Linked DNA regions of Homo sapiens: region 1 is linked to region 2. Evidence: chromatin loops called from intact Hi-C (ENCODE). Cell type or tissue: GM12878. All regions are shown on one strand. Links, peaks and the distances in the headings refer to the core of each region. The heading gives the core; the rest is flanking DNA.

Evidence for each region. A loop is a pair of places that touch in the nucleus more often than their neighbours do. Peaks named below come from ENCODE experiments on the same cell type or tissue, not always from the same donor. Only the 100,000 strongest peaks of a DNase experiment are listed, where the experiment ranks them.
Region 1: a loop joins it to region 2, with 2.0 times the contacts of the local background. A loop is called at or near these places in 20 of 110 quality-filtered maps.

The regions. Positions count from the first base shown.
Region 1 is chr17:76,692,473-76,700,525 of GRCh38, forward strand. All of the region lies in intron 1 of MXRA7 (matrix remodeling associated 7), which reads right to left. Among named protein-coding and RNA genes, the nearest start is that of MXRA7, 14 kb to the right of the region's middle. RefSeq lists enhancers at 4,681-5,234, 5,235-5,788, 5,789-6,341, 7,664-8,053. In GM12878, for the core only: no CTCF peak of the experiment used is centred there; a DNase peak (open chromatin) is centred at 4,499.
Region 2 is chr17:76,563,770-76,569,034 of GRCh38, forward strand. It overlaps ST6GALNAC2 (ST6 N-acetylgalactosaminide alpha-2,6-sialyltransferase 2), which reads right to left. Exons shown (of 9, transcript NM_006456.3): 7 at 4,944-5,027; 8 at 3,684-3,783; 9 at 1,608-2,502. The coding sequence ends at 2,335. SNHG16 (small nucleolar RNA host gene 16) reads left to right here. Exons shown (of 3, transcript NR_038111.1): 3 at 1-1,579. LOC122455342 (testis-specific serine/proline-rich protein) reads right to left here. Exons shown (of 1, transcript NM_001395979.2): 1 at 5,028-5,265. The coding sequence ends at 5,028. Among named protein-coding and RNA genes, the nearest start is that of SNORD1A, 4.8 kb to the left of the region's middle. RefSeq lists enhancers at 2,989-3,489, 3,490-3,990. In GM12878, for the core only: no CTCF peak of the experiment used is centred there; no DNase peak of the experiment used is centred there.

The DNA.
Region 1 (8,053 bases), core at 3,468-5,967, 130 kb after region 2:
GAACTCCCGACCTCAGGTGATCCGCCCGTCTCGGCCTCCCAAACTGCTGGGATTACAGGTGTGGGCCACCGCGCCCGGCCTGGAAGTCTGATTTTTAAAAAGCTGTGGTCATGACCCATTGATGGGTCAGGAAAGCAAATGAGAAGGCCTTACTAGTATTGTTAAAAAAAAAAAAAAATGGGCGACCAAAGTCTTGGTGAAGTTTGAGGCTTTAATAACTTCAGAAGTATAGATACTACAAATGTACCAAAAAATGACATTTGAAAGGTTATTTACATTTAAAATACCTTGATATCTCTCACTCAGATTCTTACAGTACCCCCTCTAGTGCTATACATGGCTCTAGTTGTTCAAACTTCGAAAAACCTTTTATCGACTGTTGGTCAGTGACGGGAAAAGATTGCACTGGTGATTCCAGCTTCACCAGGTTCCAAAGAACTGGATTTTGTGCACACGTGACCTCAAGGGAGGTCAATTCAGCCCAGGAAAGGGGTCCTTTGCCTGCCTGTCCCTCCAGACACTAGCACATGCGGAGAATTAAAATGAAAAAATCTAGCACTTGACTGTCAGGAAACTAAGTGGAAAAGAAATTTAAATAAGTAAATATTCAACTGATGTTTTGTAGGTTTGTACATTTAAACATCTGAAGTTATTTATTAAAACTGCACTAAGACTCTGGGGACACCCCTGTATCCCAGAATGAAATAAAAGACAAGGCTGGGCGCGGTGGCTCATGCCTGTAATCCCAGCACTTTGGGAGGCCGAGGCGGATGGATCACGAGGTCATTAGTTCGAGACCAGTCTGGCCAACATGGGGAAATCCCGTCTCTACTAAAAATACAAAAATTAGTTGGGTGTGGTGGTGCACGACTGCTTCAGCTACTTGGGAGGCTGAGGCAGGAGAATCGTTGGACCCTGGGAGGCGGAAGTTGCAATGAGCTGAGATCACGCCACTGCAATCCAGCCTGGGCAACAGACTGGATTTTTTTTTGAGATCTGTCTCAAAAAAAAAAAAAAAAAAGAAAAAGAAATTAAAGACAAACAGTGTTTTGTGTGTGGTAGAGTTAGATACTGGTTTATAAAACTTCTGGGGCCAGGTGAGGTGGCTCACGCCTGTAATCCCAGCACTTTGGGAGGCTGAGGCAAGTGGACTGCTTGAGCCCAGGAGTTTGAGACCGCCCTGGGCAACATGTCAAACCTCATTTCTACAAAAAAATTACAAAAATTAGCTGGGCATGGTGGGATGTGCCTGTAGTCCCAGCTGAGGCTGAGGTGGGAGGATCACTTGAGCCCAGGAGGTCAAGGCTGCAGTGAGCCGAGATCACACCACTACACTCCAGCCTAGGTGAAAGAGTGAAAGCCTGTCTCAAACAAAAGAAAACAAAACAACAACACAACAAAAAACTTCTGGTGTAGCTGTGTGACTTTATATACAGGATGTAATTTAAAATTTCTTTCTTATTGTGACACCTAATTAAAAAAAGCTTGAAAACACTGCTCAATTGGCCATTTATTTTGTTGTCTGTGCAGAAATCCCCTGTTCTTTTGGAAGTTGTCCCTTGAATCCCGTGGCCCCAGTTGGGGCGGTCAAACCCTCCCCCTTCCATCTACTTATCTGGATGGGCGGGGGCATAGGCCCAGGAGCCCAATTTCTGCTTGGGGGACAAGGACCCTCTGGGACCAGAGCAGTGAGCTGCCTAGAGTGGGCCCGGGTGGAGAGACTCGTTGGAGAGCCCCCTCCCCTACCATGTGCTTGTCCTGAGGCCATTCCACCCTGCCTTTCCCTGCCTGAGAACCGCTCCATTCCAACTCCCACAGCCCCTGGACCACGGTGTCCGCCATCCACTGACACCTCTCCTGTCCACCACTCACCACACTCAGACTTTGCAGGCCAAGAACATCTCAAATTTGCCTGCATCAAATCTCAGCTCTGCTGAAGTCAAGGGTTGGATAGCCATGGAATGTTTTTTTGAGTGGTTATCAAACTGCACCTCATAGAGGCATCCCAGGGCCTCACACCTGGGCTTCTACTGGAAATAACATCCTCACTTTTATCTGGGTAACTTGTTAGGCTTTTAAAGAATATACTAATAATAATTGAATGAATTCCAATTATTATTATTGTTATTATTGAGACAGGGTCTTACTGTCACCCAGGCTGTTGGTAGAGTGATGCGATCTCGGCTCACTGCATCCTTGCCCTTCCAGGCTCCGTCAATCCTCCTACCACAGCTTCCCTAGTACCTGGGACTACAGACATGGGCCACGAGGCTTGGCTAATTTGTGTATTTTTGGTATAGATGAGGTTTTGCCATGTTGCCCAGGCTGGGCTTGAACTCCTGGGCCCAAGGGATCTGCCTGCCTCAGCCTCCCTGCTTCTGGCTGTGGTGTTTTACTTTTTTAAAAAATAACGGGGGCCGGGGGCCTGTAATCCCAGCACTTTGGGAGGCTGAGGTGGGTGGATCACCTGAGGTCAGCAGTTCGAGACCAGCCTGGACAACATAGTGAAACCCTGGGTCTACTAAAAAATAAAAAAAATTAGCTGGGCATGGTGGCAGGCACCTGTAATCCCAGCTACTTGGGAGGCTGAGTCAGGAGAATCGCTTGAACCCGGGAGGTGGGGGTTGCAGTGAGCCAAGATCAAGCCATTGCACTCCAGCCTGGGCAACAAGAGCGAAACTCCGTCTCAAAAACAAAACAAAACAAAATAAAACAATAAAACCACCAGTGTTGACTGCATTTTGCCCTGATTTTATAAAAGTGTGGACACAACAGAAAAGTGAAAGTGCTGACTCCAGTAGTAAGAAGTGCCGGTTTCAGACACAGTGCAATGGAGACAAAGACACAAACCCTTCTGCAAGGGGTGGCTCTTTAGCTTCAGGTGTGTGTGTGTGTGTGTGTGTGTGCAACGGGATGGGAAGGGATAAAGCAAAACCTTGTGCGAAATACCAGAGCTCCATCGTCTAAGGCTGTGCTCAACAGAGAGCTGGCACTAAGGATTTTACCTTCGTGCCTCCCTCATAGCACGCCCATCTTTCCTTCCGCTTTGGCACAATCAAATTTGCAGCTATGTTTTCAGGAGTGTGCACGGTGGGGGCCTGGAGGAAAGGGAGCTCAGCTGTGTCTGCAGGGAGCAAAGAAGGCCTCAGAGTGGATGAGAAAGCCACGCTGGGTCCGAGATGGGCTTGCCAGGCAGATGTAGAGAGAAGGGCATCTGGGCAGAGTGCACAGCCCATGTAAAGGCATGGAGGCACGGAACACCTCGGCTCTTCCAGTGGCTCTACAGACTTGGGTATGATTGCAGGGTGGGTGTGACACAGTCAGAAATAGTGTGCAGAGGCTGGGTGTTGTGGCTTATGCCTGTAATCCCAGCACTTTGGGAGGTTAAGGCAGGTGGATCATTTGAGGCCAGGAGTTCAAGACCAGCTTGGCCAACACGGTGAGACCCCCTCTCTACTAAAAAAATACAAAAATTAGCTAGGTGTGGTGGCGGGTGCCTGTAATCCCAGCTACTTGGGAGGCTGAGGGAGGAGAATCTCTTGAACCCAGGAGGCGGAGGTTGCAGTAAGCCGAGATCGCACCACTGCACTCCAGCCTGGGTGACAGAGCGTGACTCTATCTCAAAAAGAAAAAAAGAAAGAAAGAAACAGTGTGCAGAAATGCAGGGTCTGCAACCACAGAGATCATATACAGGACACTAAAGCGTTTGGTTTCATTCCTCAGGAAGTGAGAAGCCACCTGAAACTTTCAAACAGGGATAAACAAGGCTGGGCGCGGTGGCTCACACCTGTAATGCCAGTACTTTGGGAGGCCATGGTGGGAGGGCTGCTTGATGCCAGGGGTTTGAGACCAACCTGGGCAATGAAGTGAGACCCCCATCTCTATAAAAAATTAACAAATTAGCCGGGGGTGGTGGCATGTGCTTGTAGCCCCAGATACTTCGGAGGCTGAGGTGGGAGGATCGCTTGAGTCCAGGAGTTTGAGGCTGCAGTGAGCTATGATGATGTTACTGTACTCCAACTGAGTGACAGTGGGAGACCCTGCCTCTAAAAAAATAAATAAAAATAAAAAATAAACAGGTGTCAATACAAATTTTTTAAACGAAAAAAATAAACACGGACAAACAGAGTGAGAGCTGCACTTGGGAGGCTGAGGTGGGAGGATTGCAATGGGGCAAGAGAAGAGGCAGGAGGAACTATGAGAAGAGGGTACAGAGCTCAGGGGAGAGATGATAAAGGCCCAAACTGCGATGCTAAAGGCACCTGGCCTTCAGCTCAGCGTTGAATGAATCCGTGAAGGTGCGGCCAGCCAAAGGCAATCTCTCCAGGGTCTCATGGTCTGAGTCCTCCCCACCATCAGGCAGCTGTGCCATGGTGGGTGCGACCAGGATCATTTCCTGGAGGCGGCACGAACCCAACAGAGTACGCAGCTGATTCTTCCTGAGGTCTCAAAGGAAACGGAACAGAGCAGCTGCTCGAGCGCTGACTCAAACCTCACCCAAGGCCATCATCACCGCGGAGTTCCTGTCCATGCCCTTGGTCCCAGGAGTGTTCAGGCTACTCGGCTCATGGGCTGAACTGTGTTCCACGCCCCAATTCATATGCTGAAGCCTTGGCCCCAACTACCTCTCAGCCTGACTCTATTTGGAAACAGGGCCTTTAAAGAGGTGATTAAGTTAAAATGAAGCCATTAGGGTGGGCCCTAACCCAAGGACTGCTGTCCTTATAAGAGGAAACTCGGACACACACAGAGACATGAGAGTTGTGAGTGCACAGAGGAAAGACCATGTGAGGAGGCGGAGAAGGCGGCCAACTGCAAGCCAGCGAGACAGGGCTTAGGAGGACCCGAACCTGCGGACACCCTGAACTTGGCCCTCCAGTCTGCAGAACTCTGGGAAAAGAAACGTCTGTTGCTGAAGGTGCCCGGTCTGTGGTGTTTTGTTATAGCAGCCCTGGCAAATGAATACATCATGTTTCTGATGAAAGTCAATCAATTTCATGGAAACAGTGAATTGAGACAGGCAGCTGGCGTCACCCTGGCTGGTCCCCAGGGCAGGCTGGGCTGAGCCCAAGCTCCATCACTTCACTGATCAGAGTCTCAGCATTTTATGACTGAATAGAGACCACATTTTAATGTCATGTTCTGGGATAATTTTCTAATTCAGCTTTTCCCTCCAATGGAGGAGGTGGAGGCGGGAGGGGGAAGGCAAACGGGACGTGCCTCCTGACAGCCTCCCCAGTGCTAGGAGCCTAGGACCAGGGTGCCCCGGAGGCCAAGCTGAGGGGCCCGGCCAGGCTGCAGTAGCTGGGAGACACAGTGAACCAAGCTCACGCCCTGCAGGCTGCACGCTGCCATTTATGGCTGCCCTGGCTGATTCAAGCTAATTCAAGCGTGATGCAAAGTGCTGAAGTCGGGAGAGGGAGAGAGGGGAGGGGAGAGAAGAGAGGGATAGATAAGGCGGGGGGAGGGGAGAGAGAGAGAACACTAACAGAGGGAGAGAGAGTGATAGAGACAGATTTCTGCCTGCGTGTCTGCTGCCCAAGGAGATGGTTCTGCTGTGGGGCAGTGCAAAGAAGGTCTCTTGTGGCCCTGTGGCCACCAGAGCTGCCGCATGCTGTGACTGCACCAATCCCACTGGCTAATCCAGAATGACTTTAGAGGACAGCGGCTCCAGGAGGCAGGCCGTTCCTAACTCCCAAGGGGACACCTGTCCCTCCCCTGCCTGCAGCAGGCAAGGATGGAGATAACAGGAAGGCGACAAGGGGCCTGCCCAGGCCCCCCAACCCCAGAATGGGCCGGGCCCAGGGCTGCCTCCACAGTGCCTGACAATGCTCTCACTCCTTCCAGAAGGACTCCATTAGCCAATCAGCTGCTCATCTTTTGCAATGGGCGGGGGGGGAGCAGCAAAGCCCAGCTGGCGCCAGCTCCGGGGGCTTGGTGGTGGGCAGGGAGGGCAGGCTGGGGCAGGGGTCACCTCTGTTCCTCCATACCCGGCAAAACAACTCAGCCATCTCCCCCTCCAAACTACAGCTCCAGGCTGGGGACACGCAGGCTCCACTCTCTAAATCCGTATTTGCAACTGGATGAGGCATGTCCCAGGAACTTCTGTCCAGAACCTAGTAACCCAAGTCTCAAACTGTCCCCCTCTCACTTGTCCAGTTTTTCTTGGCAGCCACAGCATCTCTGACACCTTAACATGGCCTGGGAATGTTGATTCCAACCTGACTTCCTTCCTTTCTGTTTTTTTTTTTTTTTTTTTTTTTTTTTGAGATAAGAGTCTTGCTCTGTTGCCCAGGCTGGGATGCAATGGTGGGATCTCTGCTCACTGCAACCTCCGCCTCCCGGGTTCAAGAGATTCTTCTGCCTCAGCCTCCCGAGTAGCTGGAATTACATGTGCATGCCAGCATCCCCGGCTAATTTTTGTATTTTTAGTAGACAGGGTTTCACCATGTTGGCCAGGCTGGTCTTGAACTCCTGACTTCAAGTGATCCGCCCACCTCAGCCTCCCAAAGTGCTGGGATTACAGGCGTGAGTCACCGCGCCCAGCCCTGACTTCCTTTCTATTCTGAATTCTAGAGTCTCCCCTTCACTCCAACAGGCTTCTGGCTTCACCCCTTTGTTCTCCTGCTACAACCATTCAATGCCTTCAGGTGGCACCTACATCTGCTCTCCTCCAATTCATCCTTTTTGGGGAGACGGACTCATTCTGTAGCCCAGGCTGGAGTGCAGTGGTGCAATCATGGCTCACTGCAGCCTCAACCTCCCTGGGCTTAAGCAACCCTCCCCCCTCAGCCTCCTAAGTAGCTGGGATCACAGGAGTGTGCCACAACACCCAGCTAGTTTTCTTATTTTTTGTAGAGATTGGGTCTCACTATGTTGCTCAGAGTGGTCTCAAACTCCTGGGGTCAAGCCATTCTCCTGCCTCAACTTCCCAAAGTGCTGGGATTACAGGCAGAAGCCACCACACCCAGCCCTCATCCAGCTTTAAGAACATCTTCAAATGCCAACTTCATAATGTGTTTCCTGCTCAAAACCCATGCCACCTGCCTACATTGCCTGACCTTGTTCAATTTCAATAATCTCTGTTTCTCCAAGTTCTACTTCCAGATTCTCCTGCCATCAGATTGGGTGAGGTCTCTCTCCTCGATGGCTAAGAACCGAGGGTGCCACTGGGTAGGGGTGGTGGGCTGGGACTTGGGGTGCTCTTTGCACCATGGCCTCAGGAATGTGATCTGTCCTTCCACATTCACCTCTGCACACACCCCTCTCCTTCCTCTGTCTGGGCAGGGGTCCCCCAGGGTCATAGGACCTGATTTGGAGGCCCTTTAATTCTACCCTAGGTTTGCAGAGACTGCTGCAAGGAGGAGGGGACAGAGTAAAAGGGGCCTAGACTGCCACCCAGAGCAGCTCTGTTTTTGCTTTATGTCCTGGGCTTCCATAAGACACTGAAGAGGCAAGAAGGGATCCAGTGTTTTATTATTATCATTTTTTATTTATTTACTTTTGAGACTGGGTCTCACTCTGTCACCCAGGTTGGAGTGCAGTGGCACAATCTCGGCTCACTGCAACCTCCACCTCCTGGGTTCAAGCGATTCTCCTGCCTCAGCCTCCCAAGTAGCTGATTAGTCCCAAGTAGGGATTACAGGCATGCGCCACCACACCTGGCTTTTTGTATTTTTAGTACAGACTGGGTTTTGCCACGTTGGCCAGGCTGGTCTCGAACTCCTGACCTCAGGTGATCTGCTCGCCTCAGCCTCCCAAAGTGCTGGGATTACAGGCGTGAGCCACCGGACACAGCCAGGATCCAGTGTTTTAGAAAATGTTAGAAAACCACTGATCTAGTGTGGCTTCCGCCTAAGGAAAAACAGTCGCTGATGGAAACTTGGATGAACTGCTGGTATCCCGTCTCTGTCTGAACGCTTCTGGCACAGGAAACTCACTACCTTACAGAGCAGTCTTCCTCTCTGGGGCATAACATAACAGCACGAGGGCAAGAACTGCAGGCGGCTGTGCAGGGCGCTGGGCTACAGGCCTGGGCAGGGACAGAAACAAG
Region 2 (5,265 bases), core at 1-2,500:
TTATTTTATTTTATTTTATTTTATTTTATTTTTTGAGACGGAGTTCCACTCTGTCGCCAGGCTGGAGTGAAGTGGTACAATCTTGGCTCACTGCAACCTCCACCTCCCGGGTTCAAGCAATTCTCCTGGCTCAGCCTCCTGAGTGCTGGGACTACAGGCGCGTACCTTCTTTAGTAGAGACTGGGTTTCACCATGTTGGCCAGGATGGTCTCTATCTCCTGACCTTGTGATCTGCCTGCCTCAGCTTCCCAAAGTGCTGAGATGACAGGTGTGAGCCATCAGACCCAGCATTTTTTTTTTTAATTTAAATTTAAATTTTTTTTCATTTTTTTGAGAGGTTTTTTTTGTTTTGTTTTGTTGTTGTTGTTGTTGTTGTTTTTGAGACAGTCTTGCTCTGTCACCCAGGCTGGGAGTGCAGTGGCATGATCTCTGCAACCTCTACCTCCCAGGTTCAAGCAATTCTTGTGCCTCAGCCTCCCAAGTAACTGGGACTACAGGTGCACGCTACCACACCTGGCTGATTTTTTTTGTTTTAGTAGAGACAGGGTTTCAACCATGTTGCCCAGGTTGGTCTCAAACTCCTGAGCTCAGGCAATCCACCCGCCTTGGCCTCCCAAAGTGCTAGGATTACAGGTGTGAGCCACCACACCCAGCTATTTTTTCTTTCGTTTTTTAATTTTAAAGTTGGGGGGGGGTCTCAATTTGTTACCCTGGCTGGTCTCGAACTCCCGGACTTAAGCGATCCTCTGGCTCCAAGCCCACTACCAGTCTCAGGTTTCTTTACTAAAAGATCACTACCTTTTTTTCTCTTATCTGCTGCCATGTGAGATGTGGCTTTCACCTTCCGCCATGATTGTGAGGCCTTCCCAGCCATGTAGAACTGTAAGTCCAATAAACCTCTTTTGTAAATTAAAAAAAAAAAATCACTATTTAAGATACTAGGATGGATTGTGACTGTTGAGGAGTACTTACATATCCTACATTTGACTACATTATTTCCAAACCAAGTATTCCATCCAAAGGAACATACTGCTATCATAGAGACCAAGGAGGGACTGTTTAAGGTTGCCAAGGTGAAGCGAGCTGAGAGGCTTTGTCCTCGTGCCAGTAACTCTGAAATCTCTCTTAATTCCTGCTGTCCAGGCAGCAGAATGCCATGGTTTCCCCAAGTAGGTAGCTGCTTTAGCAGTTAAAGCCCAAATGTCTGTTCTGTTGATCAGAGGTCTCTGAATTTCTGAAGTGGTGTTTCGTTTCTGGTGACTGAGTTAATCCTTTACAATCCCTCTTGTAAAGTGTGCTAATAGAAAGAATCCACCTTTCAAAGCTGCAGAACCAGACCGTGCCCTAAATTGACCAACGTAACTGATGTGCCTCAGGAAGTCTCTTGCCAGCTGTCCCTGTGAAGACCCCCCTCCTCCCCCCCAGCTGCTGCCTTGCACACTGAAGCATCTCAGACTGTGCAAAGCCGTGTAGTCATCAAGACAGTAAATCCCAGGGCTTGGTTAAGTGCTGTGTGATAACTTGTTTGGATGAGACTTAACTTAAAACCACTTACAATAAACTTGGGAAACTACCGTCAGCTGAGTTCAAATTTACTGACGCCATGATATGAGGATGAAGGTTTATTACCTGGTGACATCATCCTGTTGGTGACAAGGTGGTGATACATCTCTAATGGGACTTCCCTCAGTGGCAGGCAGGCTGCCAAGCAACTAACCCCCATCAAGTGCCAGACCCTCCCAGTGTTCTGAGAGTCATCTCCATGCTAAACAGCCTGCGTTTTATATGATTTCTCTACCCAGCCAAAAAAAAAAAAATGGTCCATCATGTACGCAGTTATCTAGTCTTAAGTTATATTCTGGCTTTTTTCTCCCACTTTATTATGGAGCAGAAGTAAGCCTATCATGTTCTTAGAAAGGCTCTTAAGAGGTGTCCTGGAGTCCTTGAATCACTTTAGCATCTGGGGTAGGATGTGCCACCAGGAGGATTTGGGCTGGAGCGTGTGTGTTTGCCTTTGACCTGGACTGCTGTCTGATCTTGCTGAACACTCCACCGACATTTCCTAAAGTTGCTCAGTGCCAATCCAGCAAAGCAGTCCATTTTCCCTTGGCCAAGATTGAGATGTATTGTTTTAGATACAGAAGAGTTCTTGGATGAGCCAAGGACAAGCTGGGGTGTCCTATATTGAACAGACCTCGATGAAAATCTTGAATTCACCCCAGTGCCCTCTGTTGGCAAGGGAAGGTGAAGATTGAAAAGTTAAAAAAGCTTTTGGCCACTTGAGAGGATCAGGGCCGCAACTCTTGAAGAAGCAAAGGGCTCAGTGCATTGGGGTCAGCGCTGGTACAGCTGAAGGATGCCGGCCTTGTGCAGGTCCCTCCACAGGGCAGCTTCCAGGGACAGATCGTGGTTTGCATAAAATATCAATGGCTTCATTTTTCGTTCGAAATAGTGGTCGGAAAATTTCCAGTAGTTGCTTGTGATGAATCCATAGGCACTGACCTGGGCAAGGATAGTCGCTGGATTAGTATTTGTTGAGCGTCTAGTGTGTACAGACACTTGGGTGAAGTGACATGAGTTTAGAAAGGTGTCCGTCTGCTGAGGTGAGGATAATGGTCTAGGGCTTATTCCCACTTAGCAAGTGGGGAGATGGATTCAGGGGTGACTCACTGTGTCCCCACTTGGCATAGCTGGTGATTGCCAGAGCTGGATTTGGAACTCAAGGGTGGAGGCAAAAGCCCATTACTACTCTCTCCATCCTAACTGGGGACTGCAGTCAAGACACTCCTGCATCAGAATAGGAAAAGGCCCTGTGTGGTGGCTCACGCCTGTAATCCCAACACTGGGAAGCTGAGGTGGGAGGATCACTTGAGCTTGGAAGTTTGAGACCAGCCTGGGCAACATGGTAAGACCCTGTCTCTACAAAAAGTAAAAAAAAAAAAAAAGAGCTGGGCGTGGCAGTACATGCCTGTGATCCCAGCTACCCAGCTACTTGGGAAGCTGAGGCAGGAGGATCATCACACCACTGCACTTAAGCCTGGGTGACAGAGTTGAGACCCTGTCTCAAAAAAGAGGGAAAAGATTTAGGTGTGAGTCGTGGAGAGGCATTTGGCCCCCAGCTCTCCATACCAGCTTTAGCATGGGTCACGGCCTCTCCTTGAAAGCTGCTGCTTGGCCCCTGCCTCCATGAGCTTCACGTGGGTCATATCCCATCAGGAATGACTCTTAACGGTGATTTCAAAGTAGTTGCATGTGGGAGGCTAAACCTGCTGCCCTACCCCAGCTCTAGGATGTCCCCATAAAAGAATGTCCCTATTTGGCCCAGTATGTTGAGGACTTTGGCTTTCACAAGGGCAGTTTGATGATTTGAGCCTTAAATACCATACTGAGTGGCTGCCTTGGAGAAGAGTGAAAGAAGGAAGCCTGGGGCAGGTGTCAGGAGCCAAGGCAAGCCTGAGGCAGGTGTCCGGAGCCAAGGCAAGGCTGGCCCAGGACCTGTCCTTCAAAGGCCCCAGGGTTGTGGGCAAGGAAGTGAGCAGTACCAGCAGCACTCTTGGAACTGGGGATTCCACGAACAGAGGCCAAGAGTCCCAGCTCCGAGGTAAGGGATATCAGGGGATCCTGTTGGGTTCTGTTATCCTGTGTTCTGCCGGCATGGGCTTCTGGAAGAGAAGGCCTCTTACCTGGTCACAGGTATGCAAAGCTGTCAGCAGCATGAGAGCCCCGGTACTAGGCATATATAGGTCTCCAAAATGTGTGTTAATCAACTTTGATTTCAAGAACCTGGAAGCAAAAAGAGACATTTCAGCTCACTAGCTTGATGGCTATCATCACACTTCACAACTACACATTCAAATAGGTGGGAAAACTTCAAAAACTGAGGGCCTTCTACTCCAGTCAGTTCTTTATTCGGTCCAAGTGGACTAAATACAAAGATCTTTGAGACCTTAGGTAAGGTTGGGGGAGGGGGTGGTGAGAAAGGAACCACAGGTTCCCCCTTTTGGCAACAGCTTGTTTTCACCCCAAGCTACTAAGTAACCACACTGCCAAGGGCATAGGTGGCCTGTTTATTTAGCCTGAGACTGCAGTTTCTCTCTACTCCACATCTTGATTAAGTAGGAATCACGTGTGAGGGACAGGGAGCTCAGACCCTGTGACCGGACCCACACAGTCCAAGAGTGAGGCCAGGGTGTGACCACGGGCTCTGCCCTCAGGCCTGAGTTCACATCGAGCTGTGCCAGGCCGATCACCTGACCTCTCAGAGCCTGTCTTCCTCTGTAGCACGGGACTAATTAGAGGGGCTTCATTTGCCTCCCCACATCCACACACCCCTCTCCAACTGCTCCCTGCCCTGGGATTCGAGCCTCTGGTCCACAGCAGGGTTTCTCAGTCTCAGTGCTGTTGACACTTGGGGCCAGGTGCTTCTTGTGATGTTCAGCAGCATCCCTGGCCTCTACCCACTGATGGCACTTGCCGCCACCACCCTTGTGACAACCCCAGACGAGGACCATATGCACATCCACATTGAGAACCCCTGGCAGGAGGGAGGGAAGGGGGTTGAGGCTGGTCCCCGGGTTCCTTCCGGCACCTTGTGTTGGCTGTGTTTGGGCCTGAAGGTTCTGATGCCCTGCTGCTGACGGCGCCACTGCTGCTGTGCACCTTATGGTCCCAGCTCCCAGTCTGTGCCTTTGTATAAACCTCCTTGAGTTATCCTGAGTTTCCTGTCCATTTCCTGGTGACTGACATATATCACCCTCCCTCTATCAAGGTGCTAAATAAAACAGTAAATGAAGTGACAGTGCTTTGCACACAGCACTCGGGACAGTGGAGCTCTGGTTATCGGTCAGTGCGTGGGGCTCGTGCGAGGGCGCTGACTGGATGTGGGTGGGTGTGTAAAAGGGGGAAGGAAGGGGACGCTGTTCTTCAGGCACCCCACTCCGTACCTTTCTGTCAGGTAGCTGATGAAGTCCGGATGTAGCAGCTTGAATTTACTGGCAGAGGCTTCTGGTCCAAAATAGGCGTGCGGCCTAGGACCCATGATAGAAGTGGACAGAGCGCCCAGAGCCGTCGTATTGCAAGGGGGAGATGGAGGGGAGGGTCAGGGCGCCGGAGTAGCCGCGGTACCCTGAGCGGTAGGAGCGGGGCTGGGAGTAGTAGCGGGAGAAGGGGGTGTAGAAGGTGGCAGGCAGTACGTTGGGGACCACGTGCGGCTTCCCGCTCACCAGGACCTCCACGGGCGGGGTGTAGGAGAGAGAGGAGGGGGGC